Regions from separate parts of the Homo sapiens genome. Here region 1 is linked to region 2. Evidence: chromatin loops called from intact Hi-C (ENCODE). Cell type or tissue: heart right ventricle. All regions are shown on one strand. Each heading gives the region's core, and the rest is flanking DNA. Links, peaks and the distances in the headings are about the cores only.

Region 1 (9,031 bases), core at 1,032-9,031, 150 kb before region 2:
ATGCTTTGTTAAGATGTTTGGATGCACTTAATGTCATTGAGGTGGGGCTCATTTATGGAAGAAAGGATTACGGATTGGATGGGGCAGGTTCATGACTTTATTTTATACCATGACATATTCGTGGGATTTTCGGCTGTCATTGTCTGAGCTTTTGCTGTCTATTTTCTTCTCTAGCAACGTGGACTTGATCATTCAGCCTCGTGCTTTTCATTTCTTTGCAGCTGACTTGCACTACTCGCGTCCCCTTGTGCTAGCCCCATTGCCACGGGTCCTGTGTGTTTTCCGCTCTGGAGGGCTGTGCAATGGAAGGGATCTGCCCTCTATTCAGTAGTTGGGACGGGTCCAGTTCTGCTGCTGTGAGCCAGGTTCCTCTTAGCCAGGGCAATTAAAAGAGATAAAGCCATAGAGGACAGTCCTCAGGAAGCTTTGTGATACTCTTCAAGAATAAGGTTGAAGTCCTTTTTCTTGACAGTTATGAGATCCAGGAAGTGTGAGACACAGAGAGGTGAGCGGCCAGGGAAGCTAAAGGGAAACTGAGGAGTGCATATTTCAGGGGAAGGTTTCACTGGGTAGTTAATATTCCAGGAGGCGCTGGGTTTCATCTAACAATGAAAAGTTCACATACATAAAGAAAAAATCAGGCAGCAGTTTCCCCTGTTCATGGAACCATTTAAGGATGGTGTCATAATCCTAAAATTGTCTCTGTTTCTCTTCTCCCATCTTTTGGGTATTCTGTATTTTACAAGAGAAGTCATAGAGTTACAGAGGACAAGATTCTGGTCCTTTTACTAAAATGACCTCCAGGAAATGACTCCACCAGAGCTGTACTGAGATTATTAAGTGAGGAGATAGCTGACCACTCTGGCCTCTGTCTGTCCCTTTCTTCTGGGCCCATTCAGCAATCGGGAAGCCCCCACATGAAATCAGAAGCAACAGAGTCGGGCTAGTTGTATGGGAGCTGAGGGTTGGTAGCTGTGCAATTATACTGGCTACAAAGAAGGGAAAGAAGAGAAACAGAAAACAGTAGAAAGGCAAAGGGCTACAGATCTAATCAGCATAAATCAGCTCAAGGCATTCGGAATTGGGCCACTTCCAACTCCAAGAGCACCATGAGGCACTGAAGTGGAGCACCGGAGCATGCTTGATCAGAGGCAGATAGAAATCCCCGTGCGAGAGTCGTCCTGGGCGTTCTTTGTCTCCTGCCCCAGTAACCTTCTTACCACCTGGTGAGCAGCTGGCTAATGTTTCTACACTGGCCTGTGAGCTGCTTCTTGGGGGAAACTCTCAGAGCCCCACAGTCTGGGCTAATGTGGGCACCGCAGGTGAGTCCTCCTGACTGGTTGTCAGGACTTCCCAGCAGTCCTCCTCAGTGCCCATAGAGATTAGGTTTCAGGCACAGCTTGTCAGTGCTGTTAGTAGCCAGGACCCCGGCACCAGCCTATTCACACACCGATACATATTCTCAGCCTTGGCCGAACAGGAGTATGAGTTATTTAATATCTGCGCAAGCTACAGAGAGCCAATGTCTACATCCAGCCACTCTCCTAAACCGAAGCTTACGGCTCCAGGGACCTTTAGAGATCACCTGGACACAATGCCCTTGTGTCACAGATGAGGAAATAGATTTGAAGTTTATCATTTGCCCAAGACCACACTATTGGCAGCGATGGAAAGAGAATTGCGTTCTTTCAGTTTAATCCTCTTTCCAGAACTTTAAGCTACCTTAGCTCAGCCACGCAGCATCCTTGTTACTGGGCTCAGTTCCATTATATGATAAAGTTCTGAAGAGGAGCGGTTCTTCTTTTTGTGTCTATGGAATAAATTGGATATTTGCGGTCTTAGGTTCTAGCTGTGTTACTTTGCCAGGCAACAGCATCCCTTTGGGCCTTAGTTTCCCGGTCTTTGGTAAGCTATGGTGATGTTTTATTTAATTTGCTAGATGGCCCTTGGGCTTCAGGCTCCCTCCCCGCCTTGCCTCCTTTCCATTTGCAGTCCAGGCTTGGTCCTATTCCAATGATGCTATTATATATGTTTTGTACCTATCTGATATTTATCTTGCTCAGGATTACATTTCAGAAGAACTGTTATCTTAAAGCAGTATATTTCTGAATTATGAATGAGTTCTTGTCACTGCAACCTCTTGTTGAGTATCTGCCTACAAACAGCAATAGTGAAACCATTGGTTGCATTCAAGGGAACTTCTGAGACAACATATTAATAATGATACTACTTGATAAATTATGGATAAATGTCATCAGATTCCAACACAGATAATACATCAGCAGGTAGGAAAAGGCATGAGGCAGGAGTTGGACTTTCGAAAAGATTTGGTGTTGGTGCAAGGTTTCAGTAAGACCATAACAGCCAAATGAATTTCAGCTGGACCATAAACCATCTCATTCAAAAGTGCACATCAGTCGTAATAGGAAAATCAAGAATGAATTCTTCTGGCAAGGAAGTGGAGGGATCCTCTCCTTCAGTGCAAAGGTGTGATTCCTTGAGCCACAAAGTCAGAAGCTGATGATCTGCTATCTTAGAAAAACCCCAGAGAGGCAGTTTAATCTACTCAAGATGTACTCTTTCTCCTGCCCACTCACCCCCTTGGATATTTATCTCCAGGGTAGGGAAGGTCAACACAGAAACAAATCAAGGAGAGATAAGAGAGCTATGTAACTCTATATTCACTTGGATGGTTAGTCTCCAAAGGCTGGCAGTTAGCAGTGCAGCTAGAGCTTGGCAAAACACCAAAACAGTTAGGGCACAGAACTTGAAAGCCAGAAGGAACTTTAAACAATTACCGTCCAACCCTTTCACTTTACAAAAGAAAAAAATGAGCCTCAAGAAGTTAATGATTTGCCAGCTCACCTGGCAAGAAAGTCTTAGAGCTGAGACAGGAATTCAGGCCTCTTGTCTTCAGGTCTAGAATTAGGACAGAATTTAGTCAAGTGAAATACAGGTGCAACACAAGCTGTGGCTCTAATCAGGATTGCAAATCAGCATTTAGGATCATGAGCCCTATCTGAGGGAACCCTGATTGCAGCAGCCTCTAGCCTTGATCCCCAGCCCAAGCTTCCTTGAAACTGTCTTCTTCTGGCCTCCACGATACCACTTTTTCGTTCTCTGTCTTCTCTTGACCACTCTCATCCTTATTCTCCACTGGAGACTAAATCTTTTTCCCATCCCTAAAGTGATCATGTTCCAAAGAGATTTGTCCTTTGCACTTTCCTCTTCTCAGCTATGTGCTTACGCTCTACAGGAGGATGGCATCTGAACACACAGATAATTCCTAAAGCCATAGTCTTCGCTGGATATTTCTTCTGCATTCCAGTCCCTTATATCCAGTCTAATGGGCATCTTCCTCTCTAAAAGCAAGTGCAAACACCTTTTTCTCCTGCTTTGCTTTGCTTGGTTAACAGCATGCACACAGCTGTGCAGTAAGAGCCGCAGAGGTTTGCTGTGTCTCTTCATGACCTGCAACCCATCTGGGGCCCTGCTTTCCACCTCACTGCCACCCTTCATTCAGGTCTTCAGCAACTTTTTTTTTTTTTTTTTCTGTAGCACAGAAATTGCTTCCCAATTGGCTTTCCTGCATTAAATTCCTTCCTCCCTCGAAACCCATCTTCCATTTAACCAGAATGGGTATCTATTCAAAGGCTGTTTCCTTTCCCAGTTCTCGATCATACTATTTCTTTACAGTACAACTTGGATTGCCCTGTTCAAGACTGTGAACTCCTTAAGTTCAGAGATGCAAATTCCTTTTGCATTTCCAGAACTTTACCCCAGTATCCGAAACAAAATATAGACTCAGTAAATGTTTGCTAAGTTGAAATGGATTCTGGACTCTGATTTCCTCATTGTCTGCAGGGAGGGTGAAATTGTTGTACTTAGAGAATTCAGCAAGACATTTGGTTAGAATTTTCAGATGGAAGTGGGGAAAATGAATGAACCAGAAAGAGAAATGTCATGTCCAAGTCACTCAAGCCTCACAGCCAGAGACTATGGGAGACAGACAGCAGGAAAGGGCCTGCCCCTCCCTATTTAAACAGGATAATGACGCAGATCGGGAGCCTGACCCCCCTGAAACTAGTGTTCGCAACTACGGAGCAAACAGGAAGGCCAAGAGGAACTGACCATCCCAGTGAGATTAAACACAATGGTCTCTTTTAAGAGCCTTTCTCCCTTCAGTGTAGCAATCTGCTTTTGGCACTAGGTGACAGAGCACCATTCAAACACTTTGCCAGACCACTTGGGTTCTGCTGTTCCTGGTTCCCAAGCTATGCCTGAGGAGTGGGAAGAAAATACTGTACAGTTGACCAGAACGCTGGTACAGAGAGCTCTAGGACACATGACGGCTTCTACCCCTCACCCCACCTCCAACTCCTCCCTGCCTTTTTTCCCTTCCCTCACTGCTATCAAAATGTCAAGAAAGCTTATTACTCCTATGTCAGAGAAACGATCTGCTTTTCCAAATACGGAGAGGTGTGACTTGTAGTTTCCATGACCACTCATGCGGTCGTTTGAAGAGAAATGAGACAGAATGTCTGGTGTATCACCCCACTAAGACTGATAGCATCATCAATGGCCCGGCTTCCTCTGATTATTTTTACTTCATTCTATATTTGTCATGCAGGGGATCCTGCCATGGCCTCAGGGTTGCCCCATTCTCAATGACATGATTTTCCTGTACCCAATCCCCCAAAACTTTAGCCTGGACTCTTGTGGGTTTGCATGCCTGCATGCGCAAATGCATGCATGCAGAGGACAGACCCTGAGAAACAGACACATTCAAGGAAATGGCCATCATCAAGGAAGTCAGTCCTAAGGCAGGCAGCTGAGGGATGAACATTGTCAAGGTCAGTCTCAGGGCACAACAGGGAAGAGAAAGAAAGGCTCACGTGCTTTTGTGCATACTGACGAAAACCGGCTTTGGTCTGAGAACTGCAAACCATTTTGGCTACATTTCTCCTTTCCTTCCCACCATCACCTTTGGGATAGAGGGGGATGTGGGCTTTCCCCAGAGAAGGAAACAGCCATAGTCAGAAAACATGGATATCTGTAAGTGTCAGGATTTTAATTCTCAGAATACTTGGTTTACACTTAGGTTCTTGCATCTGAAGATCTGGAATGTCGAATTTTTTGAGTTGGTTCCTCTTGAGATTATGAAGTCACAGGCATGAAGCTTTCAATACAGGAGACAGAAGATATGATAAGTTATGATATAATATAAGATATGCTAATTTTTTCCCAGTACTATTTGTCGACTGTGTTCTGACACACTTTTCACTAGGTGAGCTGAATGGAGCTCACAGAAAGGCAAAAGCAGGACCCCACTTTGTCCCACTAATCCCTGGCATCCTTCTGCCCACTGCTGAGAGGTGTTCAACATTTCCCACAAGGCCTCCTGTGGCACCCAGACTGCATTTCAGGCAGTAATTTTTATTTTCTGGGAAGTGCTTCTTCTAGACCCCTATGACAGTTACAAAGCTTATAGGAGTATCTTGGACCCCCCCGCCGAATCTTGACGTCATTCACTTTGCCCCGAGTCCTCAAGTTTTCTTAGATTTTCCAGCTTTGTGAACTTTAGCTATAGCATTCTCTTTTGAGCATGTCTGAGTGGGAGAAGGTTTGAGAAATGTGACATTAAATACTTGCCTCCCGAAGGTACTCTTTGACATGGCAAGAGAAGCTGTTAATACTCCCTGGATGTGCTGTGGGGCAGCGCCCTGTGTGTGGTTGTAGATCCAGGGCTTGGAATCTTAACATCTCTTCCACACTGGCCAATCCTGTCTGATGAAGGATCATTTGGAACCCAGCACTATTTTGGTGGCTCATATACCAAAGTGAAGTTACTTTTTGAGGACTGGTGAAAAGATCTGATGCTCACTGCAAATTTGGATATTTGGATCTCAGAAAGAAATCTCTCTCTGACCAGATTTGGTAACATGATATGGACAGCATAGCTGTGCAATTACAAAGGGGTTCCTCAAAAGCTGGGTTCCTCTCCTTCCCCATACTTGAATGAATGCCATCTATTCTTGCTTGATTTAGGGTTCGTGCTGGACAGACACATTCATATGCTAGGATTTGTTTACTATGTAACCAACAAAATCTTAGGGCAAAGAGTTAGTAGGCAGATTTGCATATATGTGTGTATACGTGCAATGTCACAGTCAACTTCTATTATTTCCTGGCCCACGGTGGAAGATGAATTTGACTGCTGAGTTCTTTTTCACTCATCTGTGGTCTTTGGGTTTACCGAAGCAACTCCTGAGAATCTTAAAGAAGGTGGAGGCCGCGCACGGTGGCTCACACCTGTAATCCCAGCACTTTGGGAGGCTGAGGTGGGCAGATTGCCTGAGCTCAGGAGTTTGCGACCAGCCTGGGCAACATGGTGAAACCCCGTCTCTACTAAAATACAAAAAATTAGCCAGGCATGGAGGTGTGCACCTGCAGTTTCAGTTACTCGGGAGGCTGAGGCAGGAGAATTGCTTGAACCTGGGAGGCGGAGGTTGCAGTGAGCTGAGATCACGCCATTGCACTCCAGCCTGGGTGACAGAGCGAGACTCTGTCATAAAAAAAAAAAAAGAAAAAGAAAAAGAAAAAAAGAAGGGGGAAGAACACCTAGGTTTTTTATAGGTATTAGAACCAGAAGTCACCCATACCTTGACCAGAGTTGATTAGAGTAGAATTTCAGAGTAAGAAGGAACCATTCTAACCCAATCTCCTTATTTTACAGCCCAGAGGGTCTCAGATTAGCGGCAGAGCCAGAGCTAGCATCTGGTTCACCTCTTAATCTAGAATTTTTCCCCACCGGACAAGGATGCCCTTCCTGAGAATCTTCTCCATCTTAGAAGTCAGCACTGTTGCTATTAAGCCTTGGAATCTCGAAGCATTTGTCCCAGGTTGCCTGATTTTGATAGATTTCAGTACAGTATCTTGGCAAGGGGTCAAAAATGCGGGGCAGGCACAAGCTGTTTTCAGGGTTCTGTCTGTAGATAAATCTGACAGGCACCATATAATGATGAAGGCCTGACACCCACCCACCCACAAGATAGATTTTATTAACAATAAAACAACCATCTGGATTTCAGCCAGCATTACAGTGTTGGCACTGGATCATATCTATCTGCCTGTCTAGACAAATCCCTCTAACATCCAGGTACTCAGGGAAGAGAAATAAGAATTAAGTTTTAATGGAGTAGGAGACCCCAATCTACTATATTACAATATACTTCCAAAAATGATGTCATTTCTCAAAGTCAAAATGCACAAGTTATAACATCTGATAAGGTGTTTGAAAGAAGAAAAAGAGGTTCCTATTTTTCCATTCCTGTCTATCTTATCTTCCTTCACCAAGCTATGCAGCCCAAGGTTATATCTAAACCCACCAATACAAATGCATACACATCCTGGCAACTGTTGTCCATCTCCCAGCCAGAACCGAGTTGATGTAAATAGGATGCAACCCTCCCTGGAACTCTTTTAGATGTCACTTGACCTGGATTTGGTGCCTGATTGGTATTATCTACTTCACTTGTGAGGTCCTCAGAGAGTTTTAGAAAACAGATTCACACACTTGGCTGAGAGGTGTTTACAGTCATACACTGTCAGCAATGCAGCCACTAAGCTGTCTCAAGGAAGAGTTTTTGAAGCTGCAGCTTCTTAGTTAGAAGACAGGGAAAAGGTGGCAGGAGCAAAGGGAACAAAAAACCTTCATTGTGAAATTGTTCAGTGCCGAGGTGGAGAGACAAGCTCTTACACGCACATGTTATACACCAGTTTATGAGAATAAAATAGCTTTCTTAAAGACCCAGCTCTAAATGCATGTTCCATGATGAGGTACATATTGTAGAGAGAGAAGCCAGAGAAATACTTTAAAGTTGCCTTAGAGATGGTTTGATGGGTTTTACATTTGACTTGAATGAAACTCTGCGCTTCTTAGTATTTTGTGGTATTCACTGAAACAAACTGGGGCTAGGCCTGTAAGAGGAAGTTGCTTTTTGGTTAGGACCTGTTACATTAAGCTCAATATCAGTAATGATAAAATTATGGCAGTCAGTTCTATGGGGGTATTTTTGAGTAGGGCAGTTATTTTTAAGGAGAAGGAGTAGAAGAGATTAGACCACTGCTTCTCAACTAGGAGGATTTTTGTCCCCTCTGGGTACGGGCAATGTTTAGTGGCATTTTTTGGTTGTCACTGTGTGTGTGTGTGCATGTGCACATGCATGCACACGTGTGTTACTGGCATCTAGTGGGTAGAGTGGCCAGGGATGTTGCTAAACATCCTACAGTGTACAGGACAGCCCCCACCACAAAGAATGACCTGGCCCTAAGTGTCAATAGTGCCAAGGTTGAGAAACCCTGGATAGAGGAATGGACACCAGACTGAATTAGGAGGGTCTAGCTTCAGACTTCACATTTGAAGACTAATGACCATCAAATCTCTGCCTTTTGTGCCTCTGTTTCCCTGTCTGCAAAATAAATATTAATAGACATGTTCTTCTTTATAAAAATATGAGGAATCATGAGATTATTTACTCCAAATGCTCTGATTTCTTCAGGAAAAAGAGTCTCTATAAAATCAAAGCACAGTTATTATTACTGCGCCAAGATGAGCTCATGAAATTGTGTCTTAAGAACTGTACTCCTCCCCTTGGAAAAAAAAACTTCCTCTAGGAAAAAAAAACCAACAAAACAAAAAACCCAGAAATGATCTTATCATGATTACACCTGCCACACCAAAAAACAGACACACTTCAGAGAAATGAAATTCTTTCCCTTCAGCAATGAACTAAGCTGAGTCTGTAATTAAGATCTTAATAAGGGAGGCAGGAGGCTTGATTCAGGTGCTGCGGGCTATGAGGCGAGAGCGCCCATGCCAGGTTTAAAGCAAGAACAATTGGATGCAAATCCCCCGCACTGCTTAACACTCTCAGGTGTTCCAAACAAGTTCTTATTTCAAAATGGGCATGGCTTTATTTCTAAAGATGCCTATTTCTGCAAAGAAAAGGAAAGAGAGCACCTTGTTATT
Region 2 (10,196 bases), core at 1,145-9,144:
CCTCATATTCTGCGGACAATGGAAGAGAAAGAACAGAAAAGGCATAGAGCAGACTGTCCACCCAGATTCTAGAGGTGAGCCAAAGTAAAACTAATGTATCAGCTTGTTTGTGTGTATGACTGTGAGCGTACATGTGTGTGAGGCATGTATGGTACATTTTTCTTATTGCCATTTACTTTTGGTGCACTTAAGCTTTATTCAAAAAGTGAAATAGTGGAGGAATGGTCTCCAGAAATATGCAGCTTGTTCTGGAAATAAGAAAACAAGGCTAAAGGTGCTAAAGGACAGCTGTGTGCTCAGACAGCAGTGTCAGGGGGTCAGAGTTGTAGGGATGGGGGCTCTGGTTAAAGTCCAGCCAAACTCTAGATCATATCCTCTTTATCTTCTGTATTAGGGCATTCTTGCACTGCTATAAGGAAATGCCCGAGACTGGGTTAAATTGGCTCACGGTTCTGCAGGCTTTACAGAAAGCTCAGAGGCTTCTGCTTCTGGGGAGGTCTCAGGAGGCTTACAATCATGGCGGAAGGTAGAGTAGGAGCAGGTACGTCACATGGTGAAAGCAGGAGCAAGAGAGACAGACAGAGTGTCAAGGGGCAGGGGGGAGGTACCATACACTTTTACACAACCAGATCTCACAAGACCTCACTATCACAAATACAGCACCAAGCCATGAGGGATGCACCACCATGATCCAAACACCTCCTACCAGGCCCCACCTTCAGCACTGGAGATTACAATTCAACATGAGATTTTTGGGTGGGGACAAAAACCTAAACTATATCATCCCTATTCACAGCAGATGGTTAGGAAATGCTTATAGCTGATGAGAGAACAAAAACCATGTCATTTTTATTTAAGAAACTTAGGAGTACAAGAAGAACACCTATACAATCTAATTGCGACCCTAAAGAACAACATTCAGCATCACAATGGAAGCTCTAGGAGTTTGTAGGAGGGAGAAAGCATTGGGGGCTGAGATGGGCTGGGGTGTTCAAGAAGTAGGTGGTATGTGAGCTGAGCCTGGCATATGGAGAAAAAGAAGAAATTAGTCTGAGCAAAGGCAGAGGTACAGATATTCAAGGAATATTTGGGAGATTGCATAGAAGAAAAAAGTCTTCATGAATTGTGCTGTGCTGCTTGCAATGAACTGAATGCTTGTATCACCCCCAAATTTATATGTTGAAGTCCCAACCCGCAATGTGATGGTGATAGGAGGGGAGGGCTTTGAGAGGTGATTACATCATGAGGGTGAATCCTCCTGAATGGATGTAGTGCCGTTATGAAAGAGATCCCAGAGAGCTCTCTACCTCTTTTGCTGCCATGTGAGAATACAATGAGAAGGCAGCAATCTGCAACCCAGAGGAGGGCCTCAACAGGCACCCTATTTCAGAATGTTAGTCTCCAGAACTGTAAGAAATAAACATATGATGTTTACAAGCCGCCTAGTCTATAGTACTCGGTTCTAGCAGTCCAAACTTATGAGTACACTGACATAATTCCATTTTCATCCCTCTCTTTCTCTCTCTTCTGTGTGTTCTGCCTCTTGCTTTGCCTTTTCATGTCTTCTGCCATTTATTAGCATGTGTAGACTCAGCTAGTAGCAACCAGGGCTACCATGAGCACTTTGATTCTTATATTCTATGAGCTTCACATCTTATTTTTTTATAGATGCCATTATTTGTTCTTCAAATTATGGTATTAACTGCAGTCACACTATTCTTTCACTATAACTCTTGCTTGCTTTTCTCACCAAAGGGAGATATTTGTGTAGGTGTCAAAATCTGGCACTGCGTTGACTATAGTCATCCAGGAAATAGTCACCTACTCACTTGGGATATGTCATGAGCTGCCAGACCCAAAGATGAAGCTCTTTTATTAAGTGGAAGTGCATTAGCATTTGAGTGTTAATGGAGCAGACCTTTAATAAACAGTCACCATGTGTGAATTCTATTCTTGGATCTATGGGGACAGAAATGACTAAGAAGTTTACAAAATCTTCATTTATTGGAAGGGACAGATGTCTAACAACTAACAATGCTAATGCTGAAATAAACTATTGCTCTAAGACTCTGTTTCATCTTACTCTACAACCATATGGCAATCTGCATTGATGATGCATAATTTTTAACTTAAAATTGAAAGGATTCTTCTAGCCCTGTTCCCATTTTGAAATCCGTCTTTGAAAAAAAAAATACTAAAAGATATCTAAATTGGTTGCAGTCAATGACTTCATTTCAATGCATAGACTTTGGTGGTGCAACTGATTTGGCATCTACTACAGTTGCTTAGCATTCACAGCTAGCTATTGGACACTCTGCTGCCCTGCCCACTGACATAACCAAAGACCAGAAAACCTGGTGAAAGATAAGATAGAGGTAATCCCATGATTAAAGAGATTGATTAACTACTTTGCATTGGGAGAAGTAGGTGGGAGAAATTTCTTTGTCAGATTTTTTTTAAGCCTAAAAATGGTTTACAATGGGATGATTTCAATTACGGCGAGATGATTCACTATCTAGATCTTATGGAAGAAAATTCTTATGGATTTGTGGATACGTATCCTGAAAAATGAAGGACATCAACAAAGCAAGCCTCATGGAATGGGGGGGAAGTCTGAAATATGCTCATGTGGGGCATTAAGTACCAGACCATAAATGCACTCTGAGTGGTTTAACCTGAGAAAGAAGCAACCTAATGGTGCTTATAGCTCCAAGAAGCTCTGTCTTCAGAACACAACTGGAATGAAAGGCTCCATCTTCTCTGAACCTGAAAAGGGAGGGACCCACCAACAACATCCCCAGTTACGGTTTGAAGAAGGATGCTACTTTGCTCATGTTAGGGTGATGTGAATAGATGCATGAACCTTTTTTGGGGATATGTGAATTCAGATTCCAGTTTGTTCCATTTTGACTGTGTAGTCATTCTAAACCTGAGTATTTTTTTTTCTGCATAATAGTAAGGGCTAAAAAAATCTGTAGGGCTTCCCACAAATTAGGCACTGTTGTAAGCAACAGATATATATATTACCTTATGTAATCTCACAACAATCAAAAGGTAGCAAGCAGTAAAGAGTTCACATAGCAGGTCTGAGACTGCTGTCTCAATCCTGCTTGCAAGGCTGGCCCTTGGCTGGCATCTGGGAACATGTGAGGGGTTCCTGCTGGTCCGTGATATGAGTGGCTCACTGTGACTTAACTGTGTGTGCAAACAACATGGTTTATGCTGAACACCTGCTTTCCTTCTGGGAGTCTGGAATTTGTGTACATGCCAGACAGAGGGTGTCTAAGTGACCAGCTCCAAATCAAAACTCTGGCACTAAGTATCTACTGAGCTTCCCTAGTAGACAACATTTCATACCTGTCATAACTCGTTGCTGGAGGAGTTAAGTATGTCCTGTGTGACTCCCCTAGGAGAGGACTCTTGGTAGCTCATGTCTGGTTTCTTCTGTTGCTTTCCCCTTTGCTGATTCTGATTTGTCTTTGAGGTAATAGAACTTAGCTGTGGGCATGTCTCTATGATGAATCCTGTGGGTCCTCCTAATGAGTCATTGAACCTGGGGGTGGCCTTGGGAATTCCCCCCAAAGGTGTGTGACATTATAATTATCTCCATTTTAAGGTGAGGAAGCTGATTCATGGAGAGGTTAAGTAACTATACCAAGGCCACACAGCAGGTACATGGCACAACTAGGATTTGAACCCAGGCAAGCTGACTCCACAGCTTTTGCTTGTAACCCTTAAGGAGGCTCCAAAGTTCCCTCATTAAGTGGTTGTGAATCAAAGCAGGTGTGTTCACTCAGTACATATTAAGTGCTCAATAAAACATAGTTACTCTACTGTATTAGGATGTAATCTCCCGTCCCTTCTACCTACTAACTAGAAATCTATCATGCATTTTTCGCCATCCCACTAACAAGCAGAAAGTCCCTGAGGCTGAAATATCTTTGAAGAAGAGGGAGAGAAATAGAATGGATGTCATGCTATTTTTTTAAACAATAATAACTATTATGGTACAGTTCCTTTATAAGCCAAATGGAGCCTCTGCATTTCCTCTCCTCTTTCCTTACCTGATCCCTGGCCTCTCTCACCCTGGCACCGGGGTAAGAGCGGTGAGGGTCAGTGTAGCAGGCTGGGCATTCAGAAAAACTGACTGGAGCAAGAGTTGGAGGTGGGTGGGCAGATTTAGGGGAGCTCTTCTCATGATGGCGACTATGTTTTCTGCCACTCACCCCCCAGATGGGAACACGCTGTCTGACAAACAGAGTACTTAATGTTCTGTTTGTTGAAATCATTTCTCAATCACCCTCACCCCTCCCTACCTTTCAAGTGTTCTAGTTAATGCAGAAACATCCCGTTTCTTTCCATTGAGGAAACCAAGTGACCCCAACATTCCATAGACCTATTCTTGTCCTACTTTCAAAAAAAAACAGCTCTTCCTGCTGACCGCCTGCCTATAATAAGTCATAGCTTAGTTAGTAGATCTGAATGTCCTAGTTAGAGATAAGTTGGCTGAAGCACAGTACATCTACGTGTAGAATTTGGAGGAAAGGACTGAAGAAAGATACCGTGATTTAAAAACCTCATCTTCACCCTACACTCCTTGAAATAAGTAGAGAAGCAAAGCTTCTTATGTATAGTAAGAAATATAGATTAAAAGGTGAATAGCAGAAGAGTGGTGGCTTGGAGTTACATTAATTGAAATCAACAAGACCAAATCCTTCCCTGCAAGCACATTTTGATGAGGTAAAACTGGAAGGAGTCCATGGATATTCAGTACTTAAAAAAAAGGCTTGATCATAACAAATGCCAAGAAAAAGAAGAAAGAAAATAAAATGGGGCCGGGCGCAGTGGCTCACGCCTGTAATCCCAGCACTTTGGGAGGCCGAGGTGGGCGGATCACTTTGAGCTCAGGAATTCAAGACTAGCCTGGCCAACATGGTGAAACCCTGTCTCTACTAAAAATACAAAAATTAGGTGGATGTGATGGCATGCATCTGTAGACCCAACTACTCGGGGGGCTGAGGCTGGAGAATCACTTGAGCCCAGGAGGCAGAGGTTGCCGTGAGCCGAGATTGTGCTACTGCACTCCAGCCTGAGTGACAGAGCAAGAGACACAGTCAAAAAAAGAAAGAGGCTGGGCGTGGTGGCTCACACCTGTAATCCCAGCACTTTGGGAGGCCAAGGTGGGCAGATCATGAGGTCAGGAGTTTGAGACCAGCCTGACCAACAAGGTGAAACCCAGTCTCTATTAAAACTACAAAAAGTAACCGGGTGTGGTGGCATGTGCCTGTAACCCCAGCTACTCAGCAGGCTGAAGCAGGAGAATCACTTGAACCTGGGAGGCAGAGGTTGCAGTGAGCCGAGATTGTGCGTGGGTGACAGAGTGAGAGTCTGAGAAAGAAGGAAGGAAGGAAGGAAGGAAGGAAAGAAAGAAAGAAAGAGAAAGAAAGAAAGGAGAAAGACAGAGAGAAAGAAAGAAAGAAATGAAGAAAGAAAGAAAGGGGGAGCAAGACAGAGAGAGAGAGAAATAAAAGAAGAAAGAAAAAAGAAAAAGAAAGGAAGAAAGAAAGAAAAAAGAAAGAAAGAGAGAAAGGAAAAGAAAGAAGAAAGAAAAGGGATTTAGGATGAAAAACTGGTAGTACCAAAGGGTCACTTCATACTTACAGTAGATTTTCTCATGGGATAGCCATTAGAGGTTGGCACTTTAAAAGCAATGTATGAGAGGTGGAAACCAAAACAGAAACTGCCTATCTTGAAGTAAGATGCATTTTAGTCTGATGAAAACCAGCGTCTTCACACCAACAACGTGTGCTGAAAGGATGCACAGCAAGGAGTTGCCTCGTCATTGAATGAGCTCTAAGCAAATGACTTAGGGGACCCAGGCTTCAGTCCTAGCTGTGTCATCTGATCAGTTGCCCAACTTCATGTGAGTTACGTCATCTTTCCCACCGTGATCTCCTCAGTTTCACTATCTGTAGAGTGGGAGATACAATAAACATGCCCCAGGACCACTGTGAAAGTGAAATAATATGAGTCAATGTGCTGTGTTAATTGTAAAATAATATCTAAATCTTGGCTGTTAATATTTTGATCCAATGTTGTTACCTAGCACCAAGATTGAAGAGATAAATCAAACATTAAAAAGAAAACCTAGATTAGTTTTTGCTGTACTGAACATTAAGAAAGGAGGGTTACCTCGAGAGGAGAACCGTATAAAGCTCAATTAAAATGGAAAGGGCACTGCAGTGGACTCTATGATTGGTCAAAATATTAGGCTTTCTTCATTAATCCTTCCTCCTTGGTTTGTCTGGTTAAAATCACACACAGTGGTCTGAAAGTGCAGTGGGCATCAATTAAGATTTAGGTCAGAGCCTCTGAGGTAGCCAGTGATTTAGTTTCTGGGATTAAGGAAGACAAAAGCTTACCGATGGCTGGATGAGAATAACATTCCTTTCTATTGTGATCATCCTACATCAAGGAAATGTTTGAAATTTAGGGAGTCTGTTAAAGTTATTATATGGCCGAGCTTTTGAAAAACACAGCAGCACAAATGTGTTTTATCAGTCTTTACTGTTGGTAAGAATCCTGGAGAAAGGAAATTTGATCAGTCTCCCAATGCAGTTTACTCCAAAATGGATCACTAGTCTAGAGGACCAACTGCATCTATCAGAGTCAGATCTATCTGCCAAGACTCCCCACTTCCCTCACCATCATTCACACATCCTGTGCTTTCTTTGCAAATGATACAGACTGTCATTAGGTTTAGAGTAAGCTGCAATTAGCAAGTCTCTCAACTTCTCTTACAAGGAACTTATTTTTAGTGGAAAGTTTTGTAATGGTTCCTGTCTAATGTTTAACTCTTCCCTGGAGACCAAACTCCCTAGCTCAATCATTGACAGCAGGATTCCAGGAGTGAATGGCATCCCTTTGAACCAACTAGTGACTGTAATTGCTTAAACCTAGCTACTAGCCATTTCGGCACCTTCTACACAGCACCCCTTGCAAATAAGTCCGGCAGAGCTATGGAATTTTGGCCTTTTTGTCTGAACTCTCGGGATTGTATGAGACTGGACCTTGGTTCTTAAAAGGGCTCTTCAGTGTGGTCAGGGCTGGTGATCAAAAGCATCAGTCTCAGCACCTAGTCACATGTGTTTTTCGTGTTTTCGTGGATGAGGCTGGTTCTGTGCTTGCCAAGGTCAAGCAACTCAATTACCCAGGGCCTGCTTGGAAGCTACTGTGCGCAGTCTGGCCCTCAGTGGCTTCTCCCCTTGCCCTTGGGCCCTGATGGCTGTTTGCAAGCTGGGAAGAAGACACCAGGGCTGGGGGGTACCCAGAAACCCAAACAGATGGAGAAAAGTTTCAAAAAGGCAAAACAATGAAGATTTGCTTAATTTACAGATAAAATAAAATAAACATAATTTAATCTATCAACTATATTTATTCCTGTGGTTCTTCATTAGCACAGAAAAATTAAGAATTGTTTATATTTTAAGAGTAATACAATGAATCTTTCTTCTATTCCTGAATGAGTCACACCGAAGTAACTACCACAACTCTTGGATACGCTACTAATCAACACACAATAAAACAAATGATCGCCATGGTTTTCCAACTTTAAACCCACTTGGAAAAAGTTCCATGCTGGTGGGAGCTACACCACCACGTAGCTCCATACGAATTTGTTGACTGATGACTGACACACAGAAGGGTCTACAGAATAATAAAGGAAAGCTAACTTTAAAAAACCCTCCTTCTATTTCATTTGAGTGCTTGTACATATCTGCTTATGTTTATCATCTAGTCATGAAATATCATTTCGGCTTTCTTTACAGAGGTTGGGGTGAATTTAACTGGATCATTTCATGTATCCTATAAGCCTTTGGGTTTTGTTTTTTTCTTGATCTTCTGGAATTCTTTTTTCTGTCAAACCCTACTCATTCTTTACATCCCTTCTCTTTTATGAAAACTCATTCCCTCTCCTCCTCTTCCTCCCACTAGCTAATATGTATTGAGCACTTAATGTGTCAGATACCACTTTAGGTGCTGTGTGTGTGTTGACTCATGTAACATTCAAAATCATCCATTGACTCATAAAACCTTCAAAACCACCGGTGAGGTAGGGCTCTTATTACCTCCTTTGTGCAGATGAGAAACAGAGAAACAGAAAAGTAAAGTAATTTGCTCAATAGCACATGGCAGGTGGGTGGTACAGGTTGGATTTGAACTCAGGCAGTTGGTTCTCTCTTAAGCACTCCAACCTTCTTGAATCTGTCCATTTCCTGAACCCTGATGATCATTTCCCCAACTTATGTTGCTTGATAGTTGCTTTGTGAATGTTCCCATGCTGCAGAGAAAGAATCTCCTTAGAGAGTATGCCATGACTTTCTTACATTGCTTAGAACTTTTTTTTTGCTTTGCCATTTATTTTTATCAATTATTTATTAACAAATTAACAAAACAAGAAAACAAGCCAAAACAAAAATGGTCAAAAGATAAGCCTGACGAGGGGAGAAGAATTATTATTTTTAAGTAAAATAATCTTAAAAACACATTCCTACTGTTAAATTTTATTAGGAACTCCCCATTTCTCCAACCATTGCTCCTGTGTACTACACAACCTGGCATGCATGAGTGATTGTGCACGTGTACACACACAGAGTTTTTAAAATTTGAGCCAGTTTTCAATCACAAAGCAACGTAAACTCATTTTTAAATATCTAAAGACAGACAATGTCTACTGCAGAAAGTGAACCTGTCTTATAAACCCAATCCCAAAACATTTAAAAATATTTGGGAGTCTATATTTTGCTAGACTTTTATTCTACAATGAGATAGATAAAAATGGGCTTGTACTGTATGTTCTTTTGCATTTGTTGCTTTGTATTTGATTCACATCTTTTCATATCTTTGTGTATATCCTCTTTCTTCTTTTTCACCAGTAGCACAGTATTCCAAAGTGTGGATTGCCAAATTGTAATAAGGACCCTACTGATGGACTTTTGGATTGTGTTCATGTTTTCAATATCATGCTCAACTGCATTTCACATAGCCTCAAAAGAAAGAAATCTCTGCTAGGTCGAACTCAAATAGGGAGTGTTGGGCCAAGTGGCTCTTCTGTGCAATTAAGAAAGAAATTACTCAGCAGATAGAAAGTATGACATAGAAGAGGCTAACACTTCTCTAACTGGGTATTCAGGGAATATCATTAGGGATGTCAACTGAGGTATATAAAGAGTCTTTTCCCTAAGGAACATTTCGTTTAATGATGAAATAGACACATCTCTCTGCTAAATCATGCTTGTGGGAACCCAAGGAGGCCAGCCCCTGAATCACAGGCCTGCTTAGAGTAAAACGCTGCACCGAAGCTCTGCTGACGTTTTCCTATGCTGAAGCAAGAAGTGAGGAACATTGTCTTTGAAAAATGCTCTGACCAAAACCATTCTTTGCTCTGCTATGTAGAGTAGAGCTTTGTTTTTCAATCAGGCTGTTATTCAAATGCTGGAGCGGATCCAAATTTGCTTTCCTGAGGAAAAGTCTGCCTTTGCCTACAGCACGCACACACGGCTGGAGGACGGCTCCCACCCCTGTCCTCCCAAGACCTGCATTCCAGTCCAAATGGTTCCCTCACCGACCCACTAGGTGCACAAGGCTCTCCTCAAGCCGCCTTTTCTTCCCCTCACAATCTCCTCATGCTTTTCTGTGTCCTTCCCGTTTTGCAAGGGCCATACCAGCTTCACTTCTGAGCAGGCTTCCCTGCTTACAGAGAGCTTCTTTCCCTGCCTGGTAGCACCCGTCCCTCACGCTCACTGGATGATCCACTCACTGGCTCACTCACTCGTTCCTTCAGCAGATGTCCCTCCAGCACCTCCCATGTGCCAAGAACACAGCAGGGGACAAAATAACGTCCTTCACCCACCCACGGAGCCAACGGTTCAGAGGCAGAAACAGACCATAAGCCAGTACGTCAGTCTGCACGGCGTCGGGTGGTGTTGAGGACAGGTGACAACGGGGAGGGTGACAGAGGTGACCCCGTGGCCATTTTGCATGGCATGTGAGGGAGGGCTGGCGGATTGGGTGACTTGTGGCCCAGAGCTGAATGAGGAAGGGGACGGAGCCTGGCAGGGATCTCCCAGAAGGTCCTTCCAGGCAGAGGGACTGTCAGTGCAAACGTCCGGTGTTGGGCACTTTCTTGGCCTTCT

What was found. Hi-C counts contacts between places; a loop is a spot of excess contacts. Peaks named below come from ENCODE experiments on the same cell type or tissue, not always from the same donor. Only the 100,000 strongest peaks of a DNase experiment are listed, where the experiment ranks them.
Region 1: it touches region 2 in a loop (2.6-fold over the local background); 12 of 110 quality-filtered maps call a loop at or near these places.

Annotation. Positions count from the first base shown.
Region 1 is chr6:11,214,811-11,223,841 of GRCh38, forward strand. All of the region lies in intron 1 of NEDD9 (neural precursor cell expressed, developmentally down-regulated 9), which reads right to left. It overlaps LOC124901256 (a long non-coding RNA gene), which reads right to left. Exons shown (of 2, transcript XR_007059449.1): 2 at 5,051-5,179. Among named protein-coding and RNA genes, the nearest start is that of NEDD9, 13 kb to the right of the region's middle. In heart right ventricle, for the core only: a CTCF peak has its summit at 4,217; a DNase peak (open chromatin) is centred at 4,081; H3K4me3 peaks cover 3,897 bases; H3K27ac peaks cover 8,000 bases.
Region 2 is chr6:11,360,875-11,371,070 of GRCh38, forward strand. It overlaps a transcript of NEDD9 not described here. Among named protein-coding and RNA genes, the nearest start is that of NEDD9, 130 kb to the left of the region's middle. RefSeq lists a silencer at 4,242-4,536 and enhancers at 9,360-9,861, 9,862-10,196. In heart right ventricle, for the core only: no CTCF peak of the experiment used is centred there; DNase peaks (open chromatin) are centred at 4,197 and 4,908; H3K27ac peaks cover 6,453 bases.